Linked DNA regions of Homo sapiens: regions 2 and 3 are each linked to region 1. Evidence: chromatin contacts called from ENCODE Hi-C or POLR2A ChIA-PET data. All regions are on one chromosome and are shown on one strand. The core of a region is the stretch at or near the end of the contact, and the rest is flanking DNA. Distances in the headings are between cores, read along the strand shown. Region 1 holds the start of ANTXR2 (ANTXR cell adhesion molecule 2). Region 2 has its middle 22 kb from the start of RASGEF1B. Region 3 has its middle 11 kb from the start of LINC01088.

Evidence for each region. A loop is a pair of places that touch in the nucleus more often than their neighbours do. ChIA-PET counts read pairs that join two places held with the same protein, here RNA polymerase II (POLR2A). Pooled maps may share reads with other maps.
Region 2: a loop to region 1 is called in a map of naive thymus-derived CD4-positive, alpha-beta T cell, with 4 times the contacts of the local background. The contact joins the enhancer-like site here to the promoter of ANTXR2 in region 1. A Hi-C loop is called at or near these places in 2 of 168 maps with a recorded cell type or tissue (naive thymus-derived CD4-positive, alpha-beta T cell and sciatic nerve), 1 of 37 single-sample maps with no recorded cell type and 5 of 50 pooled maps. POLR2A ChIA-PET finds 5 or more read pairs at or near these places in 1 of 52 experiments (activated naive CD4-positive, alpha-beta T cell).
Region 3: a map of testis shows a loop between it and region 1 (8-fold over the local background). The contact joins the enhancer-like site here to the promoter of ANTXR2 in region 1. A Hi-C loop is called at or near these places in 7 of 168 maps with a recorded cell type or tissue (IMR-90, aorta, breast epithelium and 4 more) and 18 of 50 pooled maps.

What each region holds. Positions count from the first base shown.
Region 1 is chr4:80,071,761-80,074,652 of GRCh38, reverse strand. It overlaps ANTXR2 (ANTXR cell adhesion molecule 2), which reads left to right and starts at 1,424. Exons shown (of 17, transcript NM_058172.6): 1 at 1,424-2,244. The coding sequence starts at 2,093. RefSeq lists enhancers at 1,075-1,354, 1,685-1,794 and a silencer at 1,975-2,134.
Region 2 is chr4:81,492,833-81,495,724 of GRCh38, reverse strand. No RefSeq gene overlaps it. Among named protein-coding and RNA genes, the nearest start is that of RASGEF1B, 22 kb to the right of the region's middle. RefSeq lists an enhancer at 902-2,101. Within about 2 kb of position 1,409, at least 6 of the 41 ENCODE cell types and tissues checked have a DNase peak (open chromatin) inside an H3K27ac peak, as active enhancers do.
Region 3 is chr4:78,959,786-78,962,677 of GRCh38, reverse strand. No RefSeq gene overlaps it. Among named protein-coding and RNA genes, the nearest start is that of LINC01088, 11 kb to the left of the region's middle. Within about 2 kb of position 1,502, at least 2 of the 41 ENCODE cell types and tissues checked have a DNase peak (open chromatin) inside an H3K27ac peak, as active enhancers do; they include testis, where a contact is called at or near this core.

The sequences.
Region 1 (2,892 bases), core at 175-2,674:
AATAGTCTCCTAACTGCTCTCCCTGTTGTCACTGTTGCTAACTCCAAATTCATTGTCTCATTGCAGCCAGAATGATCTTTGAAAAACACAGATCATATCAATTCATCTGCCACTCCACTCCTGGGCTTAAACCCCTCTAATAACCTCCTGTCACACTCAATATTAAATATCTGAATTCCTTATCTCAGTAAACAAAGCATCACATAATCTGGCCCTTGCCTATTTGTCTTACATCATCTTACCTGCAAAGCTCCAGCTACACAGTTTTTTTTTTTTCTTTTTTGAATATGCTAAGCTAATGTCTATGGACCTTTGCAGTAACTCCAAATGTTTCCCCTTAGAGCTCTTGGAATGACTGGGTCTTTTTTGTTAGTCACTGAGTCTGTCATTCTTTATCATCACAATATTTTAAATTTCTACAGGCCACCTTTCCAATATGGACATTTTTTTTCCTTGCTTATGTATTTATTTCTTATTGTCTGTTTTCACTCTTCAGCCAGACTGTCAGCTTCATGAAAGCAAGGGCTTGTTATCTTGTTCTGTGCACTAACCTCCACTTCTGGAACAGTGCCTAGCAAATAATAGGCACTCAATGAATCTTTGTTAAAGTAACTAATTTTTATCTTCAAAGAGCTGACATATCTGGTTGTATATCAAATATAATAAATGAAAAGTTAAATACATATGGCAACAAACAGAAGAGATGTATATGTAAGTACTACATAAAGCATTGATTTTGTTAAAAATGAAAAGGTATTTAGGTTCTAAAAGCCAGTTTTGACTAAGGGAGGGCGGAAGTCACGGAGGTGGGGGGAAGAGAGAGGAGGGAGAGCAGAACTAGTAGACAGAGGATTTGTGCACAAACTTGAGTGCTTGCACAAGTTTTGCAAAGGAGACCTAGCTTGCCCAAAGCTGAAATTCTCCAAAACTGGAGCTTGCAGGGAAATGACAGTGGGCTGAAATATTTTGAGGTACAACTTTCCACTCCCAAAGAGGCCTGCTATCCCCTCCCACTCCCCACTCCGGCCTTTCCTTGGCTTGGCTTTTTTTAAAGAAAAAAAAAAAAAAAACTAAGCAGGTTTCTTTAGAAGAAAAAGAGGAAGTTCATAAAGAGTGTTTGTGGTAGTAGGGGTGGGGTGGAGTGAGGAGTGAGGAGGCCGTCACCTCCCATGGAATCCTTAGTCTTGGGTTTGTGAACCACGCATGGGGGCTGTTTTAGCACAGCTGCTAAAATAGGCCAGGCCTGCAGGACATACGGGTATGTTTAGTTTCTAGATAACTTTTGTTTTTCTAAACTCCTTCTTCCCTTTCCCAAATCTGGCAAGCGTTAGTCATCTTCAACTCGGCAGGAACCCACAAGTGTGCATGTGTGGCTCGGAGGCTTCAGCTGGGGCCCCGCCCTCGTCCCCAGGCGCACACTGACACACGCAGCCCAGACCCGGCCCGAGCGGGCTCCTGCCCTCGGCGTGGCTTCTCTCCAGCCGGGAGTCCCAGGGCCAGCTAGCCTCCTCCCCTAAAGGGGACGGCCTGTCAGCGCAGTGCCAGAGTCCAGCACCGGGAGGAAAGTTTCGGAGTGCGGAGGGAGTTGGGGCCGCCGGAGGAGAAGAGTCTCCACTCCTAGTTTGTTCTGCCGTCGCCGCGTCCCAGGGACCCCTTGTCCCGAAGCGCACGGCAGCGGGGGGGACTTCAGCCCTCCAGGCGGGGTGGGTTCCAGGTCCGGGTCCGAGGCGGGCGCTGGAGGCTCGGCCCCAGGCCGGAGAGGAACTCCTTTCGCGAGCTGTCGCCGTGGGCCCGCATTGTCTGCAGGAACTCTCCGGAATCGGGAGGGGGAGGACTGGATCGCGCTTCCACTGGGATTCGTCAAGAGTTCCGGCGGCAGCTGCGGCGGTGGCGGAGACTCCCTTTGTCCTCTCAGGACCTCCCTCTCTCCCTCCCTGTCAGCTGGTGGGTCCCGCTGCCGCAGGCGCCGGCGTCTCAGCTGCTCGCCGCCCCCCACCCCAGAGTGCGTGCCGGGTGACTCCCGCCACCTTTGCGACCCTCCTGAGCTTAGGGGACTGCGAGCGGGAGGGAGTCTCAGGCCCCCGGCCGCAGGATGGTGGCGGAGCGGTCCCCGGCCCGCAGCCCCGGGAGCTGGCTGTTCCCCGGGCTGTGGCTGTTGGTGCTCAGCGGTCCCGGGGGGCTGCTGCGCGCCCAGGAGCAGCCCTCCTGCAGAAGAGCCTTTGATCTCTACTTCGTCCTGGACAAGTGAGTGTGCGAGGGAGGTCCAGGGTCTCCTGGTGAGGGCGGCACTGGATCAGCTGGGGCTGAGGCTGAGATGCGTGTGCGCACCCCGGGGAGTGGTGTTGGAAACCCGCGGAGGGGTGCCCTGTTGCTGTCTTCTTTCAAAGGGCAAGCGCGTTCGGATCTGTGTGGGCGGAGATCAGCCGGGTCGGGGGTAGTGATTGGAGCCCCGGGCTACTTGGCTCTTTGGGGAGTTGGGGTATTCACTGTTTGCCAGTCTTTTGGCCTCTTGGGAAATGGGAGTGTGGCCTCTTGCGGGCCACGCTCCATCGGCCACAGAGTCCTTACCCACCTCCTCGACCCTGCTCGTACGCAGGCTAAAGTTTGCCTGGTTTTATCCTAATCATAGCGCTTTCATTGGAGCCAGGAAAAGCCTAGGGTTAACATGCCCAATGTGGTTTGCATTTCCTGCGAAGAAAGGCTTTTGTGTTTACTCTGAAGAGCTGGGTTCCACTCTAAACAATTAGGCAGGTATTTACCCACCCCAGAAAACGGGCTGACTTCTTCTTCTTCTTTTTTTTTTTGACGGAGTCTTGCTCTGGGACTGACTTCTTTAACTCTGGGTACCACCAAAGTTTCAGCTACAGATACCCTTACTTAGCTTGAAAAAGA
Region 2 (2,892 bases), core at 160-2,659, 1.4 Mb before region 1:
TTCTCTGATCACTTCTTTAATGTTTCTCCAGCCTTCCTATGACTGGAGTAACCAGGTGATCCCTCTCCTTCACATTTTCCATAGGCTCTCAAGGCCAAGTAATAGAAGTAAAGTAGTAGAAAAATGAGTCATTCAGTCAAAACATGTGAATGAGAATTTGTCTTCACTTCTACTTCTGACTGGCTACTTGATTTTGAGCAAGTTACTTAACCTACCTAGGTTTCCTTTTGCTCTTCTGTAGGAGTGAGACTCCATGAAGCATGTTCTGGAATCAGCTTTTTCCCCCCTCTGCCCTATCTGTTTATATCTGTGTCATAATTGCAGTAACAGTAGTACAACTTTCATTTATACTTTCCAAAGTCTTTTACATTTATTGTGTTATTTGGCCACTATATCAACATTGTGAGGTATCCCAAGTTAGGCACTCCACCTCCAGATAAAGAAATTGAGAGCTAAGCCAGAGAAAGAATGTTTGACTTGTCAAGGTCACAGAGACCCTAGAACCCATATATTTCACTGTGGTAGGTCAGGCTTTTATGGTGCATCTATCGTATGCATTGCACTGGACAAAGTGCTAATGATAACAGTCCCATACTTTTTTGTAATAGAATCCATGCACAAAGATAAGTGATAACCCAAAGTAGTAGATGCTAAGAGGCAAATGAGCAAACCACAGTTACTTTTTATCTTATTGATTTGCCTGTGAAAAAATAATTCCGCCGGGCGCGGTGGCTCGCGCCTGTAATCCCAGCACTTTGGGAGGCCGAGGTGGGCGGATCACAAGGTCAGGAGACTGAGACCATCCTGGCTAACACGGTGAAACCCTGTCTCTACTAAAAATACAAAAAATTAGCCGGGTGTAGCCGGGTGTGGTGGCGGACGCCTGTAGTCCCAGCTACTCGGGAGGCTGAGGCAGGAGAATGGCATGAACCTGGGAGGCGGAGCTTGCAGTGAGCTGAGATCGGGCCACTGCACTCCAGCCTGGGCGACAGAGCGAGACTCCGTCTCAAATAATAATAATAATAATAATAATAATAATAATAATAATAATAATTCCTTATTTTCTTAGATGAAATTTTCTCCATCATTGTGTGAGATAGCGTTTCCCTCTCTTGGATTCCATGGAGAGCTTGATGGGAGAAAAAGATTAATTTTACTTTGACACCATTACTTCAGTATCATGTAAGCACATGCCTTGGTTTGGATATCTTTCAACAGTGGTCTGTTTGGCTTTAAATAGTGCATGTTTAAGTGTAATCTAAAACTTTGTAATTCTGTAAAGCAACAAAAATCAATATTGAAAATTATCATGAGAAGGTTTTTTTTCTGAGTTTTTTCCCTGAGTCTATTTTTAGGACTAAGTATATGAGAAGTATGCAGAGTTTCAGTTTCATTTTTAGCGAAACTGGTAAGTAATAGAATTGATTCTGAAACTCCACAGCAAGAATAAGGGATATAAGACTGTCTGGGATACTTTCTACTTAAAAACATGCATTTCCCATGGCTTTTGATAGGGATTTTCCAAAATTTTTAGATTTTTGAATATGTGCTATATTTATGCTGTTCAAACACAATAAAATATGACAAACTGTCTTGTGAAAAGTTTCCTTCCTGTTTCTCCCACCCACTGTCTTACACCCACCAAGTTCCCATCCCCTCCCCTAAATAGCTAACTACTTACCAGTTCCTTATTTATCTGACCCCAATTTTTCATGTATAAAATATTACAGTACAAATATATATTCCTTCTTGTTTCCTTTTATAAACAAAGAAACAAACAAACAAACGAACAAAAACAGGGTCTTGTTCTGCCTCCCAGAGTAAGACCTGTGCTCAAGTGATTCTCCTACCTTAGCCTCCTGAGTAGCTGGGACTACAGGCATGCACCACCACATCCAGTTAATTTTTTAAAACATTTTTTTCTTACTATGTTGCCCAGGCTGCTCTCTAACTCCTGGTCTCAAGTGATCCTCCTGCTTCAGCCTCCCACAATGTTGGGATTACAGATGTGAGTCATCATACCTGGTCTCCCTCTTTTATATATATTGTAGGATACTCTACATAATGATTCTATATATTTTTTCACTAAACAATATATTAGCATTCCATATCAATACGTAGTGTCCCTGTGGTTTCCTATTATACTGCAAAGTGTTTGATTCTGTTATTACATTTTATTTATTAAATAAATACAATTTATTCATCGAATTCACTAATGATGGATAGTTGCTTCTAATCTTTTCTCATAATGGAATGAGTAATGTTCTTTATGTGATATTTCACATAATGAGTGGAAGGTATCTATACAATAATTTTCCTTAGTTGGTATTATTTGATCAAAACATATATGCATTCGTATTCCTCCACTATGGTAGATTTTCTTATGAGTTAAAGGAAATCTTATGAGTTAAAGGAAAAGATCTCAGAATTAGTTTTAATTTACAATTTTGCTATTGTGAGTGAGAGTGACCCTTTTTTATCAGTATAAAAGCCTTTTCAGGTACAAACTGTATGTTTATGTCTTTTTCTGATTTTCTATTGGATTATTAGTGATTTTCACTTAGTAACAGTACAGTAAATAAGTGTATATTCATCATTTCCTAAATTTGCTCTGGTTATCTTTTTTTTTTTCAAGAAGATACTCATTCTTGACTCCTTTTTATTTGAAGCTACAGGTGTAGAATTGTGGCAATCACGTATGAGTCATACACCTTTTTTCATTCTGTTCTTAGGATTTGGCCAAAGTCAAATTCAAACAAATAGAAGTATAACTATACCCTAAATCCTTCTCTTTCTATAGCATTCCTCCACATGGTTAAAATTTGCTCAGTATCTTTAAAACAACAACAGTTACAACCAAGACAAACTCCTGATCTTTCTTTCACCTTAAGT
Region 3 (2,892 bases), core at 253-2,752, 1.1 Mb after region 1:
TCTACAACTGCCTACTTAAAACATCAGAAGAAAGGTGGGCCTCCTATTCAAATCCAAGTGAAGTCACAGCAAGCAAGTATGGATTTAAACTTGGGTTATGGATTTAAAGTTTGGATTTTTGCCCCTCGAAAAATATATAGGCCTGCATGAACTAATATCAAGATTAAAATGTGCAAACAAGTTTTCTTTCCTAAAGACCAATTTAAAATTTTGAGGTAAAGTTATTTCACCAGGTCATTGAGAAAAAAGTCATTGAACTAACATTTTAACCCAAATTTCCTTAGTCACCCGGGAAGAATTTTGATTTCAAATAGCAAGTATATTGGAAATAGTACCAAGCCAACTATATAAGATGGGTCCATTTAAAGAAAGCTAAATGGAAAGGTTGATAAGATGATCAAAGTCATTTCCCTTCAGATCACAGATCAGCTAATCACCTTTGCCTTTTAAGAGAGAAAAAAAATTAACAGGAGAATGATTAACCTATTTGTCCACGTTTAAACATACATAAAATCGGGTATTCAATTTACAGTCTTTCTCTTATTCATGATCTGATAAGTTAATACTTATTGTAAAGAAATAGTTTCTATTTGCATAGTTAAAACAAATGATATTTCATTTAACACAAAAATAGTTCACAGTCAGAATTTGGTTGATATCTGAAATGATACTTAATAACCACTACTACAATAACTTACAGATGAGTGGCTGTAACAACAGAGAGAACACTTGCTAGAAAGCAAGCAGTGATTTTTGAGCAGAACTCTGGCAAGAAATGGCTTCCTTCTCAGTAAAAACCAAGACGATCTAACCACCATCCACTTCTACCACTGCTTCTACCTCCTGCACCCTAAAGGGAAGAGTTTCCCAAGTATTCTTTTCAAGTGACCACAATAGACAATTGTGCCTAGACACATGGGAAGAGAGCCATATACCCCTACATTCCAGAAAAGCAATGAAATAGAAAGACCTATAAGAGGAACAACACAGTGTGAAATATAATACTTTAAGTCTAAAATGTGAGCCATTGCATTTAGATTATAGAAACTCATCATCCTGGGAGCATAGGTCATCCCTGAAGACAACAAATGCCAGCTTGGAGTAGATTATGAGGATTGTTATTTAGTACAGAAATTACAAGAGAAAATAGTACAGAGAAAAGAAGAGATTGTGAACAAGATGGACCAAAACTTGTTCACATCCTCTTCTTACTTTAAATATTTCACTTATGGCCAGGCACAGTGACTCGTGCTTGTAATCCCAGTGCTTAGGGAGGCTGAGGCAGGAGGACTGCTTGAGGCCAGGAGTTTGAAACTAGCCTGGGCAACAGGTAAAAAAATTAAAAATTAAAACATTAGCCACGTGTGGTGATTGCACCACTACACTCCAGCCTGGGCAACAGAGCAAGACCCTGTCTCTTAAAAAAAAAATCACTTCTATTTTAGTAATGAGATATTAGAAGACAACATAGAAGCGACTGGCACAAAGCCTGGGCCTTTCAGGTCAGTCCCTCCTTATCTCAGGATGTTGCATTCCCAGCACATTCTACAGTCTCTCTTGAGAACTACAGACGAAAAAGGAGGGGGAACTGGGTGGATACAAGGCCACCTGGAGAACTGTCCTGCATGTGGTAGGTCAACAAATATTTTTTAAGTGCTTACAATGCACTGCACAGTGGTTTTTGCACAGTGGTGAAAATGGATATCAAGAATGACAGTGAGGCAGGGAAACATCAGGCCTCACACTGAGTATAACAAAAATGCATTTTTTTAAGTTTGTTGTTTTAACAATTACATGAAGAATTCCTTGATTTATTAGGGCCAAGGCTAACCAGCTAAAATAAAGACACTGAACCATACTTTAAAAACAAAAGTTTGTATCTCTTCTCAAACAGCTCTGAGGAAAGCAATCCAATTTGGTGGGGTGGCTCTGCTCCATTTTGTCATTAGGGTTTCAGACTCCTTTCATCTTGTTCCACCCCCTTGGGCATCACTGTTACCTGCACAGTTGAAGCCCGGAGTTCAGCTGGAGGAAAAGGGAACACATGAAAGAGGCACTTCCACTGCCTTCAGGACTGGGATCAGGGTTTAGACACCTCACTTCTCCTCACATTCAATTGGTGAAAACTTAATCACGCCTGATGCAAGGGAGTCTGAGAAATGTGGTGTAGCCTCATTTTTTTTGTCTGTTTGTTTTTTGTCACTGTGTTGATGGGTCTCCTTACTGTGCAGCTTAGTCTTTGCCCTGAATAAGGGCACATGGAAAACAAAGAGAACAACTTTTGTTGGACAACTGCAATCCAACAAAGAATTTCTAAGGAATGTCATGAAAAAAGATGATTTTATATAGTACATTTTGAGTCTGTATATGAAAAATTATTTCTGCTCAGAATCTGGTCCTATCCTAGGAAAAAATTCAATGACAATTTTTAATTTCAGAAATAATCTAGAGTAAACCTGTATCACAAGAGAAAAATGAGGCCCAGATAAATGAAGTTGCCTACTCAAGCAGCTGGTAAGAGAAGCAAGACTGCAACCCACATTTACACATTCTTCTCAAGCCTGGCATGAATTCGCTAAATCATGCACTTGCTTAAGTCATATGAGCTCTCTAGATAGTCAACCAAAATGGTTTAAACTCTAGAGTGGATTTTTGTCCCCTGCCAAATTAGATGATTTGGCTTTCTAGCCAATTCAGAAGTCCCCGTAACTGCTAATGCTCTGTTTTATATTTTAATATAAAGAATGTATTTACGTGACAGAGGAAGTTGAAAGGATTTTTAAATATCCTTTCCTAGAAGAATCAGAACAATTCTGATATAAGGTGAATTTCTATTCGCCATTAACTCTCCCCATTGCAAAGCAGAATATTCTGTGTTCATTGCCACAAAAA